3 separate regions of the Homo sapiens genome follow, and all the other regions are linked to region 3. The links are chromatin loops, found by intact Hi-C in ENCODE. Cell type or tissue: chondrocyte. All regions are shown on one strand.

The links. Hi-C counts contacts between places; a loop is a spot of excess contacts. Peaks named below come from ENCODE experiments on the same cell type or tissue, not always from the same donor. Only the 100,000 strongest peaks of a DNase experiment are listed, where the experiment ranks them.
Region 1: it touches region 3 in a loop (2.7-fold over the local background); 2 of 110 quality-filtered maps call a loop at or near these places.
Region 2: a loop joins it to region 3, with 2.1 times the contacts of the local background. A loop is called at or near these places in 5 of 110 quality-filtered maps.

Annotation. Positions count from the first base shown.
Region 1 is chr1:218,161,598-218,169,597 of GRCh38, forward strand. It overlaps LOC105372923 (a long non-coding RNA gene), which reads left to right and starts at 3,460. Exons shown (of 3, transcript XR_001738467.2): 1 at 3,460-3,645; 2 at 5,025-5,132; 3 at 6,731-7,022. In chondrocyte, CTCF peaks have their summits at 3,248 and 3,448; a DNase peak (open chromatin) is centred at 3,824.
Region 2 is chr1:217,524,261-217,532,260 of GRCh38, forward strand. The region is part of intron 5 of GPATCH2 (G-patch domain containing 2); the gene reads right to left. Among named protein-coding and RNA genes, the nearest start is that of GPATCH2, 100 kb to the right of the region's middle. In chondrocyte, no CTCF peak of the experiment used is centred here; no DNase peak of the experiment used is centred here.
Region 3 is chr1:217,626,960-217,634,959 of GRCh38, forward strand. GPATCH2 (G-patch domain containing 2) reads right to left here and starts at 4,131. Exons shown (of 10, transcript NM_018040.5): 1 at 3,957-4,131. The coding sequence starts at 4,012. SPATA17 (spermatogenesis associated 17) reads left to right here and starts at 4,385. Exons shown (of 11, transcript NM_138796.4): 1 at 4,385-4,487. The coding sequence starts at 4,420. RefSeq lists enhancers at 4,070-4,139, 4,170-4,409. In chondrocyte, CTCF peaks have their summits at 4,113 and 4,313; DNase peaks (open chromatin) are centred at 3,972 and 4,425.

The sequences.
Region 1 (8,000 bases), 530 kb after region 3:
GTCCCTTTTCATTCTAATTCTTATAAAAAAGAGAAAATGGCAATATGAATTACCTTTTATTAATGTTTCTTTATAAATGCTACTTATATAAACATTTACTCCAAATGATTATGTGGACGCTCAGAATTTTAAATTGTTGTATTTTCCAGATCATTGCTGTAATAGGGAAAATACGAAAAACCAAAAATGCCTTGTAGATTGTAGGTCTGTTTTCTAGGAAGCTAAAATGTTTAATCCTTCTTTTCTTTGGGTGTAATTTGTCAGTTTAAGAAAAATAAAGGATAATTTGATGTTTGGTAACAATTTAGTTGGCAAATTTCTCAGAGAAATGTAGTAGCATTTGCTGCAATTATAAAATGGAGATGTGTTGATAGAATGCTCTGGTGTCAAAAAAATTGGGAACATTTTAAAGGCCATTTCATTTCCCACTCCTATCATTTTAAACAATCTATCAGGCTGTATGTAAAAACCACAAGGAAAAATATTAAAGCATTGCAGTGGGTGCATGAACATCTGTGGATATCATTGAAAGCCACTTAATAATCCCAATGAAAGAAGTTTTACATCTTAAAATCTGAGACCTCCTTATGCAAATCATTTTGCCTTTAGCCATTTCAAAAAGAAATGAAGGACCTAGAGGATTTTACAGTTTTACATAACACTGGTGAGATGGTTGCCAACTTTGATCTTACATTAATTAGTTAAGATCTTGACTGATCATAGCAACAGCTAACTCAAAAATCTGGTCCTCAGCTAAAATGAAAAATAGCCACAATCTAACACGATAAATATTTCTGCTTTATTTTGTATTGTATTCTGTATGTTTAGTGTATTATTGAATGACAATAACAAAACAAAATTTGTCGTGTAGTAAAGTGCTTTGCAATGATGTAAGTGCATTTTTTAGCCTTGTTATATAGAAATCAATCTCAATATGGGTATAAACCAAAAATGTTTTGGTTTTCTTCTGTTTAAAGACTAAGATTTAAGGAAATAACTCTACATACTTAATGTAATTATGGGAAATTAGGTTGTGGGTGTACTTCTGTAACATATCAACTCTAAATGAAATGAAATCTATTGCGTTACCATTGGCTGTTTTGTTTTTCCCAGAATGAAGTTGTCTCTAAGATAAAGCTTAAAGATATAGTTAACTTTTAGAAAATATGACCTTTCTATTATATATGAGAAACTAAAATTTAAAACTCACTAAACAGCCAATCCCTGCAAAGCATTTCCTTTTCCCTACAGGTAGTATGAAATGGAGCCCAAATGACAGGACCCCATCTGAGCCTCCCCAGCTCCCCTGGTCTGCACAAACCCACTCTATCAATCATGGCAGGATAATGCATAGAGGCTGCACCTGTGACAGGAAATGATTGAGTGCTGAACACAGGGCCTGCTTCGCCTGTCGCTTTGTGCATTTGTATTTCTCCAGGGCCGGTCTGAGAATTTTCAGAACTTGGGGGCAGGAGATGAGGGATTCCTATTGTATTTTGAAAAAGAAGGAATAATGCATTTTAATTATCAAGACATAACACAAAAGAGAAATTAGGCAGTAAAATGCCCTGGTCCACTCAGGTGTGTGAGAGCATCCGGGTAGCACAGGATGCAATATTATTAAGCTGTAATTTAGTTTAGATAAGCAGAGGATGCTGAGCATGGCTATTCTTTTGGAGATGCCTGATTCTCTAGTCGCAAAACAGACATTTGTTCCTTTATGATCACACACACACAAAGAACAAAAGGTCCAGGCTCACCTATTGTCCACAAAGACTGTAGAACCTACCTAACTTATTTGAGGACAGCAGCGAAAAAAAATACTTTTTAATTTTCTAAGTTCTTCCTGATGTTTTTTGGAAACCTCTGTTTTACTATGACGATCTAGTTATTTACATGGTTTGAGGTAGTGCCATAATCTGTTTTTAAGACATTGTAACTGTAGTGTAGTTTTAAATAATTTTCTGCTGATTCAGCCACTTACCGAAAATATATGTGGTGAAACCATGAAGTTTCTATTTTACAGTAGTCAATATTTTATTCGAGTTAATCCTTCTGCGTAGGATATATTTTTCCATTACACCAGTAAAAATATTGATAACATATTTTATTGTGCACTTTGTTCACATAATTCGAGTCTGCGTTTCTAAAATGACTAATTACTTTTATTTAAAAAATAACATTATCTATTAAAGAATGGTGACAGTAGGGACTAAACAAAAAGTAAAAACTCCAAAACTCTCCCCACCTAGGGTGTGGGGTCGGGGGAGGGAACGGTAACAATAAAAACAACATCTGAATATGTAAACTCAGTTTCTCGGGTTAGAATTTGCATTTTTGTCAGAACCAGAATTCACTGTACAGGACATCATCACATGCTCAGACTTCTAAAACATTTCGTGGAAGAGAGTAGACTGTTTACCGGATGCCCTTCTATTTTTGCCGTGCAGGATTAGTACCTTCTACTTCCTTAAATGTAGGCAAATAAAATTACGGAGAAATAAAATGACTGCAGCCTTTGAGCGCTGGTTTGTCCTAGGACAATCGGATTTCACCGGGTAACGTATATGCAAACAGACACGTCCCGTTTATTTCATTGTTTGCACTGCGGAGACTCTCCGCCGCTCTCCACGCCTTTGTTGACCTACCGCCAGCAAAGTTGTGTGGTTATAAATAGATAGAGGCAGCTGATTAAGAAGCGGGGGGAGTGACTTTCTCTGGGCTCTTACGGATCAATCACCGCTAAGGGGATGCAGGTTGAGGGGAAGGAAGAAAGTAAATCGCGGGGCAGTTTGACTAAGTGAAACCCAATTCCTTCGCCCCAAAGCTGTGGTGGCCAGACGTGCGCGACCCTCTAGACCCAAAACAGTTTTAGTCAGCAACGGGTCATCAGCAGGACCGAGAAGACTGGGTGGGAGGTCTGGCCGGTCCGAAATAGGGAAGAGGTGCGGGCTCATCACCGAGGCGGTAGGGCTCGGCTTATGGTCTAGAGCCTTGAGGCGCTCCCGCGTGAGCCCCGCTGCTTCCAGTCCGCCCTCGCCTGGCCCGGCGCGGGTCGCTCCCTCCTCCCCGTCCTGTTCCGCACTTTACCCAGCAGGGGTCCCAGGTCGAGCAGGGCCAACCCTGCTCGCGCAGCGCCGGACCCCTCCCCGCTGCCCGGGGTGCGGCGGCTTCCCTCCGCCCAAACGGGGGGTGTCTCCTCCATCACCCCTGCCGCGGCTTCCCAGTCGGAGTCGCGCTGCGGGGCGAGGGAGGCTCGCTCCTCCGCGGCCGGGGCCTGGGGGTGCCAGTGCGCCCCCGAGTGAGCGGGTAGGGAAGCCGAAGAGCCGCCGACCCGCTGCGCGCCCTCCAGTCCCGGGCGGCGCCGGGACCCAGAGCGGCCCCAGCCCGCGCCCCAGCGGGGACGCGAACGGCGTCTCGGGACGGCACCTCGCCGGGGCCTTGCCCTGTCCCGCCGCGTCGCGGCCTCTCCGCACCCCACGTCCCGGGAGCCGACCGGGAGACTCTCACGGCGGAGTTCCACAGACCTCGTTAGGTTAAAGGAACCTCGCCTTGCCCCCCACTAATCGGCTAGAGAGGGAGGCCGGCGAAACAAAAGCCGTAGAGGAAAATTAAGCGACTTCCCCCTCGGCGGGGAACTTGGAGGTGGGGGAGCGGGGAGCGGCGCGGGGCGCAAGGAGAAGGAAGTGCTGAGCTGGGTTGCCGACGAACCCCGGGCAGGGGGAGGTGGGGGGCTGCGGCAGAAGAAAGACAAACATCTGGGGATCGGACCATATGCCGGAGCTTTGTCTTGTCCTTCAAAGTTCGGCTGCCCTTGAAGTGATTTGTCAGGCGGCCCACGGGTGACAGGGAGGATGTGCAGCGGGGAGCGGGGGCGGGACATGCCGGGGGGAGCGGAGAGGGCTAGAAGAGAGGGGAGGAAGGGGGGACGCCAACAAGAGGGGGAGCAAAGTGACCCCGCCGCCCGAGGAACGGTAGAAACCGGGATCGCGGAGGTGCGAGCCCGAGCCCGGGAGCGGAGCGCTTCCCGGGGAGACGCCAAGACGGCGAGAAAGGAGGAGCGGGAACGCAGAGGTTAAGCGGAGGGAAGGCCGAGGAGAAACAGCCAGAGGACGGGAAGGAGGAAATAGACGGGGAGAAGAAACTGAAGATTAGTCGTTGAGGTGTATTAAGAAAGAGGACATGTCGCCTATTTTAGGAAAAGTGGCTTTGAGCTCCCCCCGCACCCCCACCATTTTTTCTTTCTCTTTTGCCCGCCAACCGCTGAACTGATTAGACTGTAATTAAGGCCATAAAGCCCTCAGATTATACACCTGTTTATTCACTGAAGTCGGGGTCTCATCAAGCAAATTAGCTGCTTGCAGGCTACACATTGGGCCTCGAGCTTGCCTGATTAATGAAGTTTATTGGGAGCTGTTAAAAGCATTAACTGGAGAAAATCTCAGCAATTCGTCATATTTAAGGGATGAAAATTAAATCTTGCTATGCAAATGAGAAAAAAATTTTAAACCATCTTTGGGGGGTTACTGTCTGCATATTATTTTGCTTTAAAATTCTGTTCAGGAAATAGGAATTAACATGAAATATTATTTGCCCTTAAAGTTATCAAAAATATTGAATCGCACCTTATGTGGCATTGTGGGGAGAGAAAAAGAAAACATAAGGAAATTCCCATATAGTCCGTTTCCCAGTGCAAAGAATTTTCTAAGACACCTAATCACAAAGCCAACTTTCACGAGAAACCCAGTTTTTAAAATTAATGTATCCAGTTACAGAATGAGATTTGGGAGTAGTCCTTCAAGGGGTTTAATGTTTGATGGTGGGTGGGGGGGACGATGAAATCAGCAGAGAGAGGAGGGGAGTTCATGTAAGTGCCCTGGATAAGGAGCACGTGTGAGAATGGCAGAAAAGCAGTAGAGTGGCAAGAAAAAGTATCCAAAATGAATCAATACTCTCATAAACTGGCTGTAGAAAATGTTTCTGTACAGTGTTTTTTACTGTAACCACTATGGTTCTTTGGACAGGTCGGGGAAGGTGTGATTATGAAAATAAACAAGGGAAGTGAGGGAAATATAACCAAGTGGAAAAAGGAAATGGAGTGCAAATTGAGAACATAATCCAGAATTCGTAAAGTATGTATTTACTTTAGGTGCTGCTTGGTAATATTGCCACACAAATGTTTATTAATGGTTGCAATTATATAAGTGACGGGAGAGTGATTTCAGTACATTCATTATGCTTGAAAAAGGGGGGAATCTCTTTTCTACAAGAGTAACAAGAGTACATATATAAATGCCTTCTGTTTCAACAAAATATTGAAAATAAAAACGTAGTGAATAAATTATTTTAGTTAACGAAAAGCTTATTGTAATGCCAGTCTTTCCAGATTTATTTTTAAGTCTTTTCTATTATTTTTTCTAAGGACATTTTAGATATCAGTGGAGTTTGAAATGTCTGACTGATATTTGTTTCAGGACAGTGTATGTTTTATAATTTCAGTAAGATATATAAAATAGAGTATATGAAATAGAAACTCTGAGACAAAAGAGAGCGGCATAACTAATAGAAAATTAGGTAATTTTAAAGAAAATTTATCTCATAATATTCACCTCTAATGGATTCGGTTTTAAAGTATTTTATAGATCTTTATAGTTATTCTCACTAATATTGTACTTCAAAATTGATTTTCTGGTTAATTTTAAATTTTTTATTTTAAAAAACTTAAAGCATTGAGATTTACTAATTTATCTTCCCTGAATGAAGTTACTTATAGTTGGCTAAAGAAAGTCACAGTAATCATTCATATTAATATTTCTATTTTAAAGGTTCGAAAAAACTTTCAAATTTATACATTTCTCCCCTTTGGTGTGGGTATAATACAACTTTGTGAAACTAAAATTTGTAAATTTAAAGTCTAGAAAACCTAACACCACCACTTACAAACATAGATAACCTTGAAAAATAGTCGTTTGTCTTAATCTTTAAAATTCTTTAAATTATTTATTATCTCCTAAAAACTTCAATACATTCTAAATTTGAAACACAAATTCCCTTTTGTTTCTACAAATATTAGGTACTAATTATAAAATGATTATTTTAAACAAAGGAACTGTAAACATTTTTATTTTAATATTGGAAATAAAAAATCATCTAAAATATAGTTATTGGTAAGGATGAACAATTCTTGATACGTGCATCTGATACTATTCCTTGGATTATTAGAACACAGTTTTCACTAAACTAACTATTAAAGGGTTATTCAGTAAAAGGAACACATATGTAAATTAAATACATTTTTGCTCAAGCAATACAAGTTTTGAAAAGAACAGTTCTTCCTATAATTTTGAAGTAACTTGAAGAACAACAGTTATCCTTTGTGCTGAAATCAGTCGTTTCTCAGGACTTGACTTTACTTTTAATATTTAATTTAAACATATAAGTGGGAGAATAGAGATGAGTAAATTATCTGAGGGTATTTTAAAAATACATTTTGCGTAAATACATTTTAAAATATTTCATATCTCACATTTTTAAGATTAGAACATTTTAAAATGATCCTATGCTGATCTTAGGATACTTGTCACTGTGGTATCCAGTGTCTAACGGTTCATTTAAAATATGGATATTTTTGTACAAAGATAATTTGCCTTTAGAGTGTACAGTCATACAGCGTGGGCTTCTGAGCTACTAATGGGTATCTGTTATTGTCATTTGTATTTCTGATCTCTAGAGTGGTATGGATAAAGAAGGTCAAAATGGTCTCTGATGAAAAGAAACTTTTAAAATGCTTGGAAAAGTTAATGAATTAGATTTCCCTGCACTTGAAGATATTAGGATTGGGAGATCAAGACTCCCATCAGCCAAATCAAGAATATTCACAATTGACAGGAAAACTCAAAGTTTCTTTTTCCCCACCAGAGAAATGTCTCCCACCCCCATAGCTAAACAGTGGTAAGTCATAGAAATGATTATATTAGCTTAAAGAGAATGTTTCCTAAGCAATAAACTTCAAGTGCACACAACCTAGTTTTTATTTTATTTATTTCATGTAGTTTGTCATAAGTGCTTGAAAATACTTCTTGCAAAAATGTCCTTTTTAACTTTATAAAACTTGTTTTCTGCTGTGGATAAAATTACTATGTGATAAACTATAGTTTTTTTTTAAAGTCTTTGCAGCAATAATGAAAGTTCAATGAAAAGAACATAACTAGAAGCGATGTGCAACACCCCTTTATTTTTAAATAGCCTTTAAATGATTTACGAAATAAAAATGCTAGTTCAGTTTCCCTTAAATAACCAGTATTTCACCAAATATTTTCTGCGTTCTTAAATGTTCAAAATATTAGCATATAAAAATAATTCTCTCTATGTGTTCTTTAAGACCCACTGCATTTTTATCAAAGCCTTCAAAAAAATGCAGTGTTCTAAGACATAGTTTAATATGATCAGTTGGTTTTAAAAATGTATTCTTTAATTTTTATGGAACAGTATATGAAATAAAGAAATATGGCATATACCTTTGAAGATGAGTCAGGATTTCAATAATATTTAGTAGGTATCCTTAATATACTACATTTCATATTTTGGGTTCTTAGAACTGAGAGCTTCTTTGTAGAAGCTGACTTAAATATTAGAATTTATAGTTCAAACCTGTGTTTTGGTTATTTTAATACAGTAAAATTATTAATGGAAAAATAGGTGCATGAAGTTAATAGTTGACAACAGTGTCATTCTCAACCATGCAAATATTGCTCAAAATGAAATACGTTTTATTGTATATTTCCAGGGCAGCCTTTTGAGTCTAGAAAGGTCAGTAACAGGATTTTATTTTGATACATGATATGACCTAATTATTTCACATGTTGCAGAAATCCGAAGTGGGTAGAGCGTGCCTTTTTTTTTTCTTTGAGGTAAGTCTAAATTGCAACAGCTAAAATGCCTTCCTATAACTGTAATGAGATCAGTGGGTTTCAAGTATGGAATGAATCAATTATTGTAAG
Region 2 (8,000 bases), 100 kb before region 3:
GGGGCGGCCGGGCAGAGACGCTCCTCACTTCCTAGATGGGATGGCGGCTGGGAAGAGGCGCTCCTCACTTCCTAGATGGGATGGCGGCTGGGCAGAGACACTCCTCACTTTCCAGACTGAGCAGCCAGGCAGAGGGGCTCCTCACATCCCAGACGATGGGCGGCCAGGCAGAGACGCTCCTCACTTCCCAGACGGGGTGGCGGCCGGGCAGAGGCTGCAATCTCGGCTCTTTAGGAGGCCAAGGCAGGCTGCTGGGAGGTGGATGTTGTAGCGAGCTGAGATCACGCCACTGCACTCCAGCCTCGGCACCATTGAGCACTGAGTGAAGGAGACTCCGTCTGCAATCCCGGCACCTCGGGAGGCCGAGGCTGGCGGATCACTCGCGGTTAGGAGCTGGAGACCAGCCCTGCCAACACAGCGAAACCCCGTCTCCACCCAAAAAATACGAAAACCAGTCAGGCGTGGCAGCGCGCACCTGCAATTGCAGGCACTCGGCAGGCTTAGGCAGGAGAATCAGGCAGGGAGGTTGCAGTGAGCCGAGATGGCAGCAGTACAGTCCAGCTTCGGCTTGGCATCAGAGGGAGACCGGGGAGAGGGGAGAGGGGAGAGGGGAGAGGGGGGAGGGGGGAGGGGGGAGGGGGGAGGGGGGAGGGGGAGGGGGGAGAGGGGAGAGGGGAGAGGGAGATTTCAGTTTTTGCTCAGCAGCTTCCTAATAATAAAAGCTTCTCGTGTGTGGGAAAATTTGGAATTTTTATTTATCTATTTAAATATATAATCATATATTTAATTCACTTCATCCTTTACCCAATCTATTTACCTAAATATACTCTATTAAAAATTATTAGCAAATATATCTAATGATGTCAAAAGGTGACTACATTTATTTTAAGAAGTGATTGTTCTCACATGTAACAATATTCCAGTATATTTCAACCTTCATTTCAGAATTCAGTCCCATTATCTTGCCTGCTCAAAATGGTTCACAGGGTTATCTAGCTGACATATAAGATAACCCTCCATCTCACTAGACACCACTGGGATATGACACACTGACCCACAGTAAGCCCTTATTATTATCCTGAAATACATAGCACATAATGTAGTTCCTGCCAAGGAATTTGTTTATAAAAATCTTTTTTATCTCTCTGGACATTTGAGTCATTCTTTAAAAGTAATGTTCAACTATTTTAAAGAATTTCATACAATGAATAAACATTCTATTTTATGTTTAAAGTCTTCATTCCCATTTCCCACAATTTTACCAAAGGTTAAAAAACAAAACCCACATACATAGAAAATAAAAGCCAGAAAGTATTTTCTCCTTGTTGCTTAGGTTATATAGAGCCTATTATATAAAAGATAAGACTTAAAAGAGATCTCAGTAGTTCATTCCTAGGGAGAATTATGCATATTGAAGCTTAATACATGTAAAATTAATTGTCTTCTTTTTAATTTTTTGGGGGGTAGCAGAAGAGGTCAGAGGGCAATACGGTAGTGAAGATAATGGTGAGACTCAGCAAACATGTTTGAGGACATAACAAATTATTAATATAGCTTTTTGAAAAAAATTCTACATGCACATTTTAAAAATTTATTTAAGAATATAAGCAGACTAGGAAAACTTTTAAGTGCTTGCTTACAAACTACTTAAATTATTTTGGTACTCAAAATCACATGATCAACATTTTGGCAGCTAAAATTTATTTTCTTTCCACATTATTCAACAATGTGTCATATCATCCATTGTGCATACTTTTTGAACTGGGTATTATTTCTACTATTTTTCAAAGTGTTTTCATAAACTAGTCAATTTCTTCTTAACCTGATAGTGGTGTTGCATAAAACCTTAATTTACATCAGGGGAAAAAATTACAGCTGGTTTTTATAATTAAAAGAGCGTTTCTAAGAATCTCAAGGACCAATAGTAATTTATAAGAAAAATGCTGATAGTCTCAACACTTTTAAACTGACAACTTAATATGGTTTATATTTAGCAAACAAAACACTTAAAATATTGTTCTGTACAGGCTGTTCTCCTAAAACAAACATGCAGGCAACCATTCAATCATTCAATCTTACGTGATGCAGTTCAAGACCTTACTATACCATTAATTGCACTAAAAATTTCCATAGCTAAAAAAAAAGTATGTAATCATGATTTGATGGGGGAGGGAAAAAGTACAAAAGTACAACATATTGCAAACTATTCTTTGCGGTATGAATAAATGAGTGAATGAGTTAATTAAAAAGAGGTAAAATATTAGTTAACAAATAGCAGTGTAAGCATAATCTTAGCATATTACATACTCAATAAATGACAACAAAAATCCCAAATAACCTAAAACTTTTAACATTTTTTGGCCAATATCTATTCTAAGTAAATAATCACAGTCAGACTGTCATATTTTTGAAATACTTATTAGCTTTACCTTGATAGAAGTAAATGTCTATCCCAAATCTGGTTGTTTATAGCAGGGAACCCCAACCACACACAGCAGGAGGTGAGCAACAGACGAGCAAGCAAAGCTTCATCTGTATTCACAGCTGCTCCTCACTGCTCATATTACCACCTGAGCTCTGCTTCCTGAGAGATCAGTGGTGGCATTTAATTCTCACAGGAGTGTGATCCCAATTGTGAATTGTGCCTGCAAGGCATCAAGGTTGTGTGTTCCTTATGAGAATCTAATGCCTGATGATCTGTCACTGTGTCCCCATCAGCCCCAGATGGGACTGTTTAGTTTCAGGAAAACAAGCTGAGTGCTCCCACTACCTCTACATTATGGTGAGTTGTAGAATTATTTCATTATGTATTACAATGTAATAATGATATAATTATTTCATTATGTATTACAATGTAATAATGATATAATTATTTCATTATGTATTACAATGCATTAATAATAGAAATACAGTGCATGATAAATGTAATGTGCTTGAATCATCCCCAAACCATCCCCCTACCCCCAGTCTGTGGAAAAATTGTCTTCCAGGAAACCAGTCTCTGGTGTCAAAAAGGTTGGAAAGCACTGGTTTATAAAGTCGGTCAGGTAGCCAGAGATAACTCACTTCCTGTGAGGTGAGTTCTGGACAATAAGAGGTATGTATAGTCACCAGGTGAAGCTTCTAAGGAAAGTTCTTTAAGTGACTGACTCAGTTGGCATGTGCCTTGTGCCCTTCTTTGTACTTCATGGTGCCTGGGATACGGCCAATAACATCCATTTTTTTTTTTTTTTTGACTAGGAGTTAAAGACCAAAAGAATCAAAGGTTTCCACCATGGCATCTTTTATCTGGATAACCAAGCCACTACGTGCCTTTCTATGTCAGGAGGGAAACAAACAAAACAAAACAAAACAAAACAAAACCCTCTCTTGTTCGAGCCACCATTATTTGGATACTTTATTATGTACACCAAGCTCAATCCCTAATTTTAATAATAATGAAGCCAATTATATCTATTAAATTCTACATTTAGTCCTAGAAAACAACAAGTCATTTGGTGGACCAGGAATTCACTAATAAGAGAGGAGATAGTGAACAACTACTTCATATGTCCAGCACTCAGGTGCTACATGGAAGATTCTAATGAATTGCACAATATCAACCCTACTAGCTAATATGTTGCAGACTTAAAACATAAAACTATATAAAGATTAAACAACTACTAAACTGTGTTCATTTAGTTATAACTGCAACGGAAGTTAAAAAAAATCATTAAAGCCCAAATTAGCAAATGTGGGTTTTGGAGGAGATGAGACTTATGCTGAGTGTTAGAGCTGGCTAGGATCTAAGCCAATGGAAGGAGGGGTGACTGTATGCATAAACAAGTTATGAATCAAAAGGGTATATATATTGGAAATGAGGAAATAAACCTGACTAGAAGTTCATGGAAAATAATGGTTGGATAGGCAACAAAGGTTCAGAAATCTAAGAATATTGTTCATCCTGTAAAATAATCTCTATGTTCAAGTCTTTAAAAATTAAGCCAGATTTTCATGACTAATTGACATCATCAGACTCTGTTAAGGGTAGCCAAGTAAAAATAACTAAAAAGACACAAACAAGATAACGTTTTCATGTATTAAATTTCCATATTTTTGCCTTTACTTCCTCGTTGCTTTCTAGATCCTGTATCAAGAGCTTGAAGATACATAGTTTCTTCTACACACAGCAGGATGAGGCAAATCCTTCTGCCTACGATGACTAGGACCTGAGGCATCCTGCCCTTTCTTGCTCCTTGGTGAATGAAAAGGAGAACTAAGGCTGAAGTAGGAGGAGTAAGTCAGAAACCAACATTCTAATGATCTCCATGCCTCTTGCATAAAGTAAGGTGGAAGGTCAGAGAAGCATGGGGGGACTGAGGGATGTCTGTTCCCTGAGGTACAGTCAGGGAGGTAACATGTCTAGAAGAGGTGCCACATTTGAACTGGCACCTTGTCCAACAGGGCACAGAGGTAAAAATGCTGCATTTGTGGAAGGAGGAGGCCAGACAGATAGCCTGAGAGAATGCTGTTGGTTCCCCAAGGTCTGAGTGTGAGACAGGTGATCCAGGAGTTCCTGTACCCTCTTGAGGGGACCAGGGTGAGGACTGTCTTGGGATTCAAGAAAGCAAAGGGACTTGAAGATCCGAGGCAAATGGCTGGAATCTGTGGGCTTCAGTAATGAATACCAGAATAATACCCCCAAAGGCCAAATGGAACCAGACTCACAGAAGTGAATGTGGTGCCAGTGTTCAGTCCAGACCAGCTAGAGGTCAGCAAGGCAAAGAACAGTGATTGGACAGACAGATGATGCATGGATCTGAGGTAAAAGATTCCCCTATAATTACCCCCAGGACACATAAGCTCTGTAGTGCCACCATGGAGAGAATCAGATGGAGACAGAGGAGAACTGCAAGAACAAGCATTTGTTAAAAAGGGGCTGAGTTACCCAAATAAATAGTTTATACAGAGATAACTGTAACTGGAAAATCTTTTTCACTTCCTGCCATGGTTTGGATATGGTTTGTTTTGTCCCCACCAAAACTTATGTTGAAATTTGGTCCCTGGCATAATGGTATTGGGAGGTGGGGCCTAGTTGGAGGCATTTGGGTCATGGGATCCCTCAAGAATGGTTTGGTTCCCTCTGCATGGTAGTGAGTTCTCCTGCTGGAAGACTGGATTAATTCTTGTAGAAATGGATTAGTTCCCTCCAGAGTGGGTTGTTATAAAGCCAGGACATCGCTCAGGTTTTTCTCTTCACACATGTCTGTTTCCCCTTTGACCTTCTCCTCCATGTTATGAGGCAGAATAAGAGCCCTCACCAGAAGACAGTGCGGTACCCTTGAAATTCTCAGCATGCACAACTGTGAGCTAAATAAACCTCTTTTCTTTATAAATTATTCAGTCTTGGGTATTTTGTTATAGCAACACAAAACAGACTAAGATGATTCCCAGATTCCTGTTCCTCCACCAATGTACTTCTTTCCCAATTTCCCCACACCCGGCACTAACAGTCAGAAGCTCATGAGAAATAACAAATGTAGTAAATAAAGAAGGTATATTTTATCTCGCCCAAGAGTTAACTTTTTGCTCTCCACACTTACAAACTGACATCAACTCTTTAGAACATACTCATGAATAGAGGAATTATCTTTACAAATTAGAATAGATAAAAATCTTCCAATGTATCCACAAGTAGTAAAGTACTAAATACTAGTTTAAGCTTTTTCACTGTTTCATAGTAAAAAAATACAATGTAATGTATGTCATGCTTTTCAATCTACAGGTTACAAAATCAACAGTGACAAAGACATAACCTTTGTGGTAAGTCTAGAAAACAAAGTAATATGGAGTCCTAGCAGTAATTCTTGTTATCCAATGCAGTGATCACAATGAAATATGCTATCCACCAAGTTTAACAAAATAAACTGAAATTTGTGGATTTCATCATTTTTTCCCCTCCAGTATAAAGTAGTTCTTAATAATGGAAGAGCACAGAGATGAAAACTGGGCTATGGAGCCAGACTGCCTGGGTCCAAATACTAACTTCTCCATGTTTCAGTGTTATGACTGTCTCAATTGCTTCATCTACAAAATGGGGGTGGATAATAGTACCTATTTCATTGCTTTATTACAAAAATTAAAGAGATCATTTGTAAAGCACATAGATCAGTGTGTATTAGCTATTATTATTTGTATTAATTGTTTCACAGTCTAATGCAAAGTACAATCTCAATAATAAGATGACAATAAATGTTACAGTAGATGCTAGCAAGAATAAGGAGTTTTGTAGGGTTGGTGGGACTGGGAGCAAGGAGGGTGTGTACACAGAAAAATCATGCCATCAAAGATGTTTATTTATTGGGGCCATCACCACTTCTTTCAGTGAATTAACTGAAAATAAAAATCAAATGAATAATTTTTTTCTCGTGATTGTATCAGAAGTGCAGATACATATTTAGTTTACAAAACACTCAATGTTTAAAAATAGTTACTTAAAGCCTGTGGTACTTAGTCTAAATTATAAAACTTAATTCAATAATTTCCACAAAGACATTATTAGTGACTGTATAGGCTGATAATTCTGATGCTTTTCAATTAGTGTAAAGGTCATGAGTTAAAATAAAACACAGAAGTATTTTAGCTATAATAATCGTCTCTAAATTGAATGTTTTACAGCTGATTTGCTTTTCTTGGCCAATTCTAAGGGCCTGAAAACCTGAAGAGGCAGACCAGTTGAATACATGGTATTCAGTTGTTGGAAGAAATAAAGGGAACGCACCTCCTCCCAAGCCCAGTTACACAAACACACACACACACACACACACACACACTTTATTTAATTTTATACAAAATAACGATGCAGAACCTTGAAGGCTTCTCTGATCACACAAAACAGAAGTAATTTCTTTATCCAACTTTAATTCCTATATGTCTCTGTATCTTTCTTATATCACTTAACAGATTATCTGCCTCATGTTAGAATTACACATATGTTTGTCTTCTCTATAATAATATGTTTCTCAAAAGCAGAGGCTATGTCTTATTTACTATTGTATTGCCACCAGGATCTGGCACATTTGCCTACAGTGAAACATGTGCTGAATTAGTCAAAAGCACAAATATTTTTCATGAGAGCTGATTAGCATTTTACAATAGTCATAAAAATTCAGACTATACCTCAAGTAATTCACAAACAGGTTAAATACTGTAGTCTTTCAAAAATCTGGATATGGTGTTTTTGAAGGCACACTGCCATCTGCATAATTAAAACCATTCTAATACCTATCTCATGAAATAGTACACAAAAAAAATAGTAGACAATACAAAGAGAATCAACTGACTACAGGCATATAATTTACTCAGTGCTTTGCATAAAGAGTGGTTCATAATTTTTAAAATATAGAAAATGAAAGAGATGCTCATTACTATCATTAATGAACACCTAAAACATTTTTGACAAGTTGGTGAAAACAGAGGAAAAAAGAATACAAGAAAAAAGAAAAATTGCTGAATTATCTTCCTGGGTAGCACACTGTTAAGAAATTTGATGACAGAAAGGATGCTGTCAAGCACTAGCATATACTCTGAGAACATGGCAGGATATATCATATGTGCTTACAAACCATTCTAGAAGCTACCTACAAAGCAAGAGGAGCATGTATGCATCAATATAATTAAGAAACTGGAAATCACCAATTATTTCTTGAATTGTTTCACAGTATTAACTATGAGTTCTGTGGACATTAAACCACACCATGGAATCTGAAAAAATAGGATACTGTCTATCATAGTCAGTCTGTGAAACATGGACATAATGTCACTACAACCCAACTCCGCTGGACCGGTACACAAACAGAATCCCAAGTAGCACACTCCACTGGGCTGTGAGCAACTCCAAGTGCAGGGGTACTGTTTTATTCTTTTGTCCTCTGTGATTAACCCAGTATGTACTCAGTAAATAGCATCCATTATTATTGATTTCAACAAACGATGATTGAGCACTTCCTAGGTGGCAGAAA
Region 3 (8,000 bases):
TAAATAGGAAACACCATTCTCTAGGGAAAAAAAAAAGGCTGGGAGAAAACTACAGAGAACATGAGCTTAGAAATCAAGGCTATGAATTTGGTAGCTAATTCCAGTTATATTCATTAGCTATAGGACATTGGACAAATTACCTATCTTCTGATTCTGTTTATTCATCATAAAAATCTGCATAATTTCTACCTTGAAAAGATTTTTCTGAGGATGAGTGGGTACTTAATGTTCAAGGTAAGTTATTTCATGTTTCAACGACCTCTACCCACAAATAAGAGAAACTGGTCACCAAAAGATCCCAAATAATTCTGCTTTTAAGATATAACCATACTGGGAATCTTGAGGGTATTATAGTTAAAGGCCTTCAATCTTTCTGAGGTCATGAAGCACTCTGAATGTCGGGAAAAGGAAGGCTAGCAGACATATATAAATTGCTGCATACAATTTCAGTAAGTTCATGGACTCCTTGAAGACTCTATGGAGCTAAAAAAAAATTTTAAATCCCAAATTAAAAAAAATTAATGCTATGTATCTGACCTATTTCCACCTTAAAAATATACATATGTAAAGTTAAAAAGATTAAATAATCCTTCCCCGTTAAAACTGGAAAGGAAGCAAAAGCTCCACTAACTTGTATTCAATCACGGGTGCTCCTGGCAGCTTCTACTTTGTCACCTTTGTTACCATAGGAACTTTCAGGAAGTTTTCTTTCCTCTTTACCATGGTTTGCTCAAAATCAAACCGTGAATGGCTTTAAGAAAAAAAAAGTCTAACCCTAGTTTCCAAATTAGTGATTTAATAAGGCAAGCTCATTTATTATTAAATCTGAAGACCATGCTTCTGATTTTTTTGCTACTTCATTTAATGACTTCATGAGTCATTCAAACTTTTCCTTACATTCTAATTGCTTTCAAAATGTAAACTATTAAAAAGCTGCCTATAGGAAATAAAGTCAGTTTAAAACAAAACAAAAAATTTAGAATCTAATAAGTAATTCATTATAGCTCTTGTCAATATGCATATATTCAAATGCATTAGGCAAACAGTAAGTAGGAAATGAGTCTTATTTAATGTTTATATTAACATACAGTAACTGTTCAATAAAAATTTACTGAACATATAACCTGAATTCCTATAACAGGAATGAGAATGAAGACAACTGAATATTAATTAGAAGCATACTGCTTGACACATAACAGATTTTAAAAAATAATCTGCCAGATGAGCAAACCAATGAATGACTAAATGACTGAACAAAAAACAAAAGAAAAACATAATGACTAAAACTTTTAGACAATCCATATTCCAAATTTTCTGCTACATTAACAAGCCAGACACTCTAGGCTTTTAGCTAAGTAAATGTGAAGTTAAGGAAAAATTATCAAAGACAACGTAAAGGCTTCCAGCTTGACATAAATATGGATGCTAAGAAGCTATAACAAATTTAATGAATTACTTGAACAAAATCATACTGTTTATTGCTTTGATTCTTAATTGTTGAAACAAAAACCTGACTCAAACCTGCCAGTATGCAACTAAGTTCAAGACTAACAAACTCCAAAAAACAAGCAATTCAAAAAAATGCACACCATTTACTATGCAGTTTTCTGGATTTCAATAAAATCAAAATACCTAATAGGAATGAAAATGCAGAAACAAAAGTCCAGAGTCAATATAGTTTATTTTAATGGCTTTTTTTTAAGCAAAGCCACATAATAAAGTTAAAAAAAAAAAAAAAAGAATACCATAGTTGAATACAGAAATTATCCACATTTACCCATTTGGTGCCTAAAAATTGAAACAGCAACGTCCACACTGGAGAAGTTGAAAAAGTCAAGATGGGAGCTAAATAAGTCAGAAAATCCAGACTGGTTAACAAATTTGGGCATCTAACTGCTAGGTTACATATTCCTTGAGATATTATATCTCATTCAGACACATAGGCAACATATAAAAGTGGTTAAGAATTTTGGGGGGGTATACTGGAATCATCCTGCAAATATGATACTTAGGCCAGTTACTTAAACCATCTTTGCTTCTGTGTCACCTTATCTAAAATGCAAAGAATGATACACCTACCTCAAAAGATTTACATGAGATGACACATATTTGTAAAACCTGGCACCTAATTAACTGCTTAGTAGCAGTATTCCCAGTGGGACTGGAATTTATTACTGGGATCAAACATACTTATATAGTAAATATCTGTTCAATTAATGAAGAAGAAAATTCCATTAAGAAATCTGGAATTTTTACATTCCAGATAGTCATACAGATAGTCATACAGATAGACTAGAAAATAAAGATCCAGTTTTCTGGAACATATTCATTCTGACAGAACAGGAATGACTTTAGAATTTCATTCAAAAATACTAAGTGCTACCACTTTGTTATACTCTGGTGCCATAAGAAATGGTGAGTTGTATGACAAGCGAGCCTTTAAAGAGAATTGAAGGAGGTTTCTCTCAGTACCTAACCATGATTTTAAAGGTAAAAGAAGTTGAGAGAATCAATCACATTCTGATGTAGTCACCTACCCTACAAATCAATAGCACCCTAGGAAGAGCAGACCAATCTACATAGGACATTTTGTCTCCCTGACTTAACCAAGATAATGAACAGTGAAACATTAAGACAGGTATCCTTGAGAGGGAACTGTGGGGTGATGGACAAATCCATTATCTTGTTTTGTGTGGTGTTTACATAAGTATATGCAATTGCCAAAACTAATAAAATTAAGCCTGTAAAAATTGTGCATTTCATTCTATGCTAGTTATACCATTAAAAACTGGTTCATTTAAAAAATGCTCCCTACTTTTCTCACTGGAAAATGTAATAATTTACAAATAGTATAATCAAATCTATATTCACTATAAAATTAACTACAGGATGATCAGGTCCAACTAGAAATATTTTGGATAAGGTATTCTTTTAACTTTTCAGTGATAGGTGATGGAAAAGCAATTATCTGAGATCACAGACTACTAGAATTCCTCATGTTCTAATTTTTGCAGAATCTAGGAATGAACACGCACCATTTAGCCACATTTCTTTCACCTGTTGGTCAGAACTTTATGTTTGAGGATTTTCAATGGGAAATTGCTTGTTTGTGTCACTGGTTGTCTTATGTTATGTTTGGAGGAAAAGGGCTTGGGAGAAAAACAGGACAGATAATACAGAGTGTTCAACTAGAAATCCCCAAATCAGGATTCTAGCTCTAGGATTAAAATGTACAGGGCAACTTTGGACACGGTACTTGAATTTTCTGTGCTTGTGATATTCTGCTATCACAAGGCTGTCATAGGATAAAGTGTATTAATTTGTGGAAATACTTTGAAAAGTCAAAGCAATATATTATTCTAACATGATACCATAGACATAGTCAAGCCCCAAACTTAATCCTGACAGTTATAGGTTCTTGGAAAGCCCCCATACATATCTCACTTTAACTTGAATAGAATGTTCAAGAGGGTGGAAACAGGTAGGTTACCCTCTCTCTTTAAAAAAGGGGGTGAGAGGGTGATGTGTTTTCCACGATTGAACTTCCAGAACTCTAGATTTCTGGAATTTATCTTCCAAAAGACTTGGTATAATCTGGTAAATATTGAAAGAGGAGTGGGGAATAAGGCCCGGATTAAGATAAATTCTTCCTGTCCCTAGTGTTGTCAACAATCAATGAGGAGATGAATTGCTCCTGGAGTACAGGAAGCTTGACTTCTAAAATATTGTTAAACAAGCAATCAGAAAACATTTACTGTATTCTTTCACAAATCTTTGGCACACACCCAAGAGCTCCCTCAAACTGCGTGCATCCCAGGAATGAGTGAGAGCAAGGCCTAGATGTCTTCAGATCATCCATCACAGCTCCCTCCCGCCTCCATTCCAGGTCCAGCGGAGCGGCCTCGGGCAATCACACCCTTCCCTGACCTCCCCCTCCCCAGGGCCGCCAGCCTCACCAGCTGTTCCCGGCTGCTGGAGCTCCGATCGGTTGGCGCCCGGCGGCCCCGAACATTAACGACACCCGGGAGCCTGGCCTCGAAGCTCAGGCCCGTGAACAGACTCCAACTACAACAGCACCGGCGACTTCCAAAGAGCAGTTCAGCATTTTGAGATGAGCTTCCGGAAGCCGACAGGCGGCGGAAACCGGATGCCCGGAGCAACCATTAGTTCTCCGCGTTTACTGCTTTCCCCTTCCTATAATCCCCTCTTCCTACTCGCAGTAGAGACAGAGACAAATAAATTAAACTTTTGTGCTACACAGAAATTTCTTAATTCTCTTTTTAGTGCTCTTAAAGTCAAAGCAGCATGAGAGAAAAGAGGAGTGAACAAAAAGTCGAACCCCGGGAGTGAGCTATGGTTTAGCCCAGTTACCATGGAGACCGGTAGTAACACCAGTTGTAAACCCAAGGCCAAGAGACCATGGCCACGTTAGCCCGGCTGCAAGCTAGGTCGTCGACTGTAGGAAATCAGTACTACTTTAGGAACAGGTAAGTCAGGAAGAGAAGGATCGCGTAAAGGGCGGGCGTGACTTTATACCAGTTGTTCCTCAGCGGGAGTTTCCAATTAACGATTTAACGATTACCCTAATTCATTAAGTAGTACCCAATTCTTCCCTTAATGGGCTGCAAACATAATTGGGAGTTTCTGTTACCATACAACGAAATTCTAAATAGAGAGGGGCCGTAGATATTCAGTGTGAGATGATTTAAGGAAACTCCCAGCATAGATAAAATTGTAAAGTGCTTTTTTTCTTCGACATCACCACTCTGCAATTTGATGAAACCTATGTTCAATACCCTGACTGGGGGTCACCCTGACTCACTAGCCCAATGAACTCAGATTGTGTCCCATCTACCTAGGGATTTGAGCCTCCGTTATTTTACAAACATCACTAAACTCAATTGTTCTATGACTCATTCGCCTTTTTAAAATGAACGTATCTGCCGGGTGTGGTGGCTCACGCCTGTAATCCCAGCACTTTGGGAGGCCGAGGGGGGCGAATCACCTGAGGCCAGGAGTTCTAGACCAACCAGGACAACATGGTGAAACCCCGTCTCTATTAAAAATACAAAAACTAGCCGGGCATGGTGGCACATGCCTGTCATCCCAGCTAGTCCGGAGGCTGAGGCAGGAGAATCGCTTGAACCTGGGAGGCAGAGGTTGCAGTGACCCGACATTGTACCACTGCACTCCAGCCTGGGTGACAAATTAAGACCCTGTCTCAATAAATAAATAAATAAATATAAATAAAATAAAATAAAATGAAAGTGTCTAAACCATTCTGACACGGTAACTAGTACCAATATATTAATTAATAGATAACGGGTAAGAAAACCACTAGCAGTCTTCTTCATCTCCCTACAGCCAAACTTCTTGCCCAGGAAGAGTTTCATTTTAAAGAAGCATTGCCCCAGGAGTTTTTGTAACTTAAAAGAAACTGCAAAAAAGTGAATTAGACTATTATGGAATACAGTGACATGACAGACCAATGGAAAATATGTCAATGAGATAGGGTCTTGCTGAGCTGCTTTTATTCTAACGTTTATCTCACCTACTACATCATTATTTCACAACGTACCTCTCTTACAGCACTGATCACAATTCAATTTTACATTCTTTTATGAGATAATATCTATCTCCCCTCTTAAACTAGTAGCAGAGACAGTGTCTCTTATTTTGCTCACCATTATTTTTGTCTCCAACGTCTATGATAGCCCCATACAAATAATAGTAACACAATAATTGTTGAAGACTCACATTAATGAATTTTTCAATAAATCTGTAGCCCTGGTTTAAGTAAACATACTAACAATAGCTAAACATAGAAATTATCTATTTATTTAGAGTATGTGGCAGGTGCTGTATTTATGACATATATAAATGAAATAAGCCCCATCCATCATGATGTTCACATCCTTGTATGGAATATAGGCTTTTAAAAAATAATTACAATACTAGCTGGGCTCAGTGGCTCATGCCTGTAATCCCAGCACTTTGGGAGGCAGAGGCAGATGGATCACTTGAGGGCAGAAGTTCCAGACCAGACTGGCCAACATGGCAAAACCCTGTCTCTCCTAAAATTACAAAAATCAGCCAGGCATGGTGGTGCACGCCTGTAGTCCCAGCTACTCTGGAAGCTGAGGCAAGAGAATCAGTTGAACCCAGGAGGCAGAGGTTGTAGTGAGCCGAGATCGCAATACTGCACTCCAGCCTGGGCGACAGAGCAAGACTCTGTCTCAAATAAATAAATAAATAAATAAATAAATAAATAAATAATAACAACAATAGAGTAACATGGACAGAAAGGGAAACAACCAGTATTTTTTGAGGACTGATTATATATGAGGGATTGCACCAGGAACAACTACATATGATATTTCACTTGGTTATCACAATGTTATAAGTTAATGTAGAAATTATCTATTTATTAGATAATCTATATTTTTAGAGCTATAGAACAATGTTCTAGAAAAGCCTGATGAAGTGCCAAACAAACAATTAATTGGCCAGGCACAGTGGCTCAGGCCTGTAATCCCAGCACGTTGGGAGGCCAGGGCAGGCGGATGTCTTGAGGTCAATTATGAATTATCAGAGCCAACTAATCTAACTCTAAAACCTCCGCTGTTCACTGTCACTAAACAAAATTTTCTTCCCATTAAGCTGATTTAATTAAATTGCAACAAGCACCAAGATCCAGAGGTCCAAATGGCTTGAGTGTACTGTCCCAAATCCGTTAACATGTAGGGAACAGAGTTGTGGGAAACAATTTAAAGTCTCCTTGGTTTCTTTCAATGTCTTCTGTTTTCGTAACAAGGTACGGACAAAAAGGCTTCTTCCTAATGGCTAGCATCAGAATAACGCTGAAGCTGAAAGATGACTTGGTTGAGAAAATACATTCCTAAGTGTTTAGGTTAGTATCTGAGTCCTGTGAGGCCTGGAAGTCCAATGTGGAAACGAGAAGCTCCTCTGCCTAACAAAGAGGAAGGATCTGGAACTCCAAGAAGTGAGCAGCAAATACAGGAGGAGATTTTGAACTACAAAGAATAGGAGGAGTGTGGGTTGCCCGACTGACATAATACTCTGGAAAGTTGCTCCCACAGGGAATGTTTGGTGTGTGTTTATGTTTTGGCCAGCCCATCAAAGAGACTGAAAATTTTGTCCTGGACATAAGGTGAACAAAAGATAGTAGGCAGTTGTTGTAACTTCCCAGTGGGTTCACCTTGCCTGTTGCCTAGACAGAGCCAATTTATCAAGACGGCAATTGCAATAAAGAAAGAATAATTCACACAGACCCGGTTGTGTGGGAGACCAGAGTTTTATTGTTACTGAAATCTGTCTCCCTGAGCATTAGGGGATCAGAGTTTTTAAGTATGATTTGATGGGTTAGTGTGAGGCCAGTGAGTCAGGAGGGCTGATTGGTTGGGTCAGAGATGAAATCATAGAGGGTGGAACCTGTCTTCTTGCACTGAGTCAATTCTGGGGTGGGGGCCACAAGGTCAGAGCCAGTTTATCAATCTGGGTGGTGCCAGCTGATCCATCAAGTGCAGCATCTGCAAAATATCTCTAGCACTGATCTTAGGTTTTACAATACTGATATTATCCCCAGGAGCCATTTAGGGAGGGTCAGAATCTTATAGCCTCCAGCTGCGTGACTCCCAAACCATAATTTCTAATCTTTTAACTAATTTGTTATTCCAACAAAGGCAGTCTAGTCCCCAGGCAAGAAGGGGGTTTGCCTTGGGAAAGGCCTATTATCATCTTTGTTTTAAACTATAAACTAAGTTCCTGGCAAAGTTAGTTCAGCCTATGTCAGGAATGAACGAGGACAGCTTGAAGGTTAGAAGCAAGATGGAGTTGGTTAGGTCAGATCTCTTTCACTGTCTCAGTTACAGTTTTCCAGTGGCAGTTCCATTGTCACTTGACAGAGTATTGGCCTTTTTGTTGTTGTTGTTGTTGTTGTTGTTGTTGTTGTTGTTAACTTTCTCTAGTAATTCCTAGCT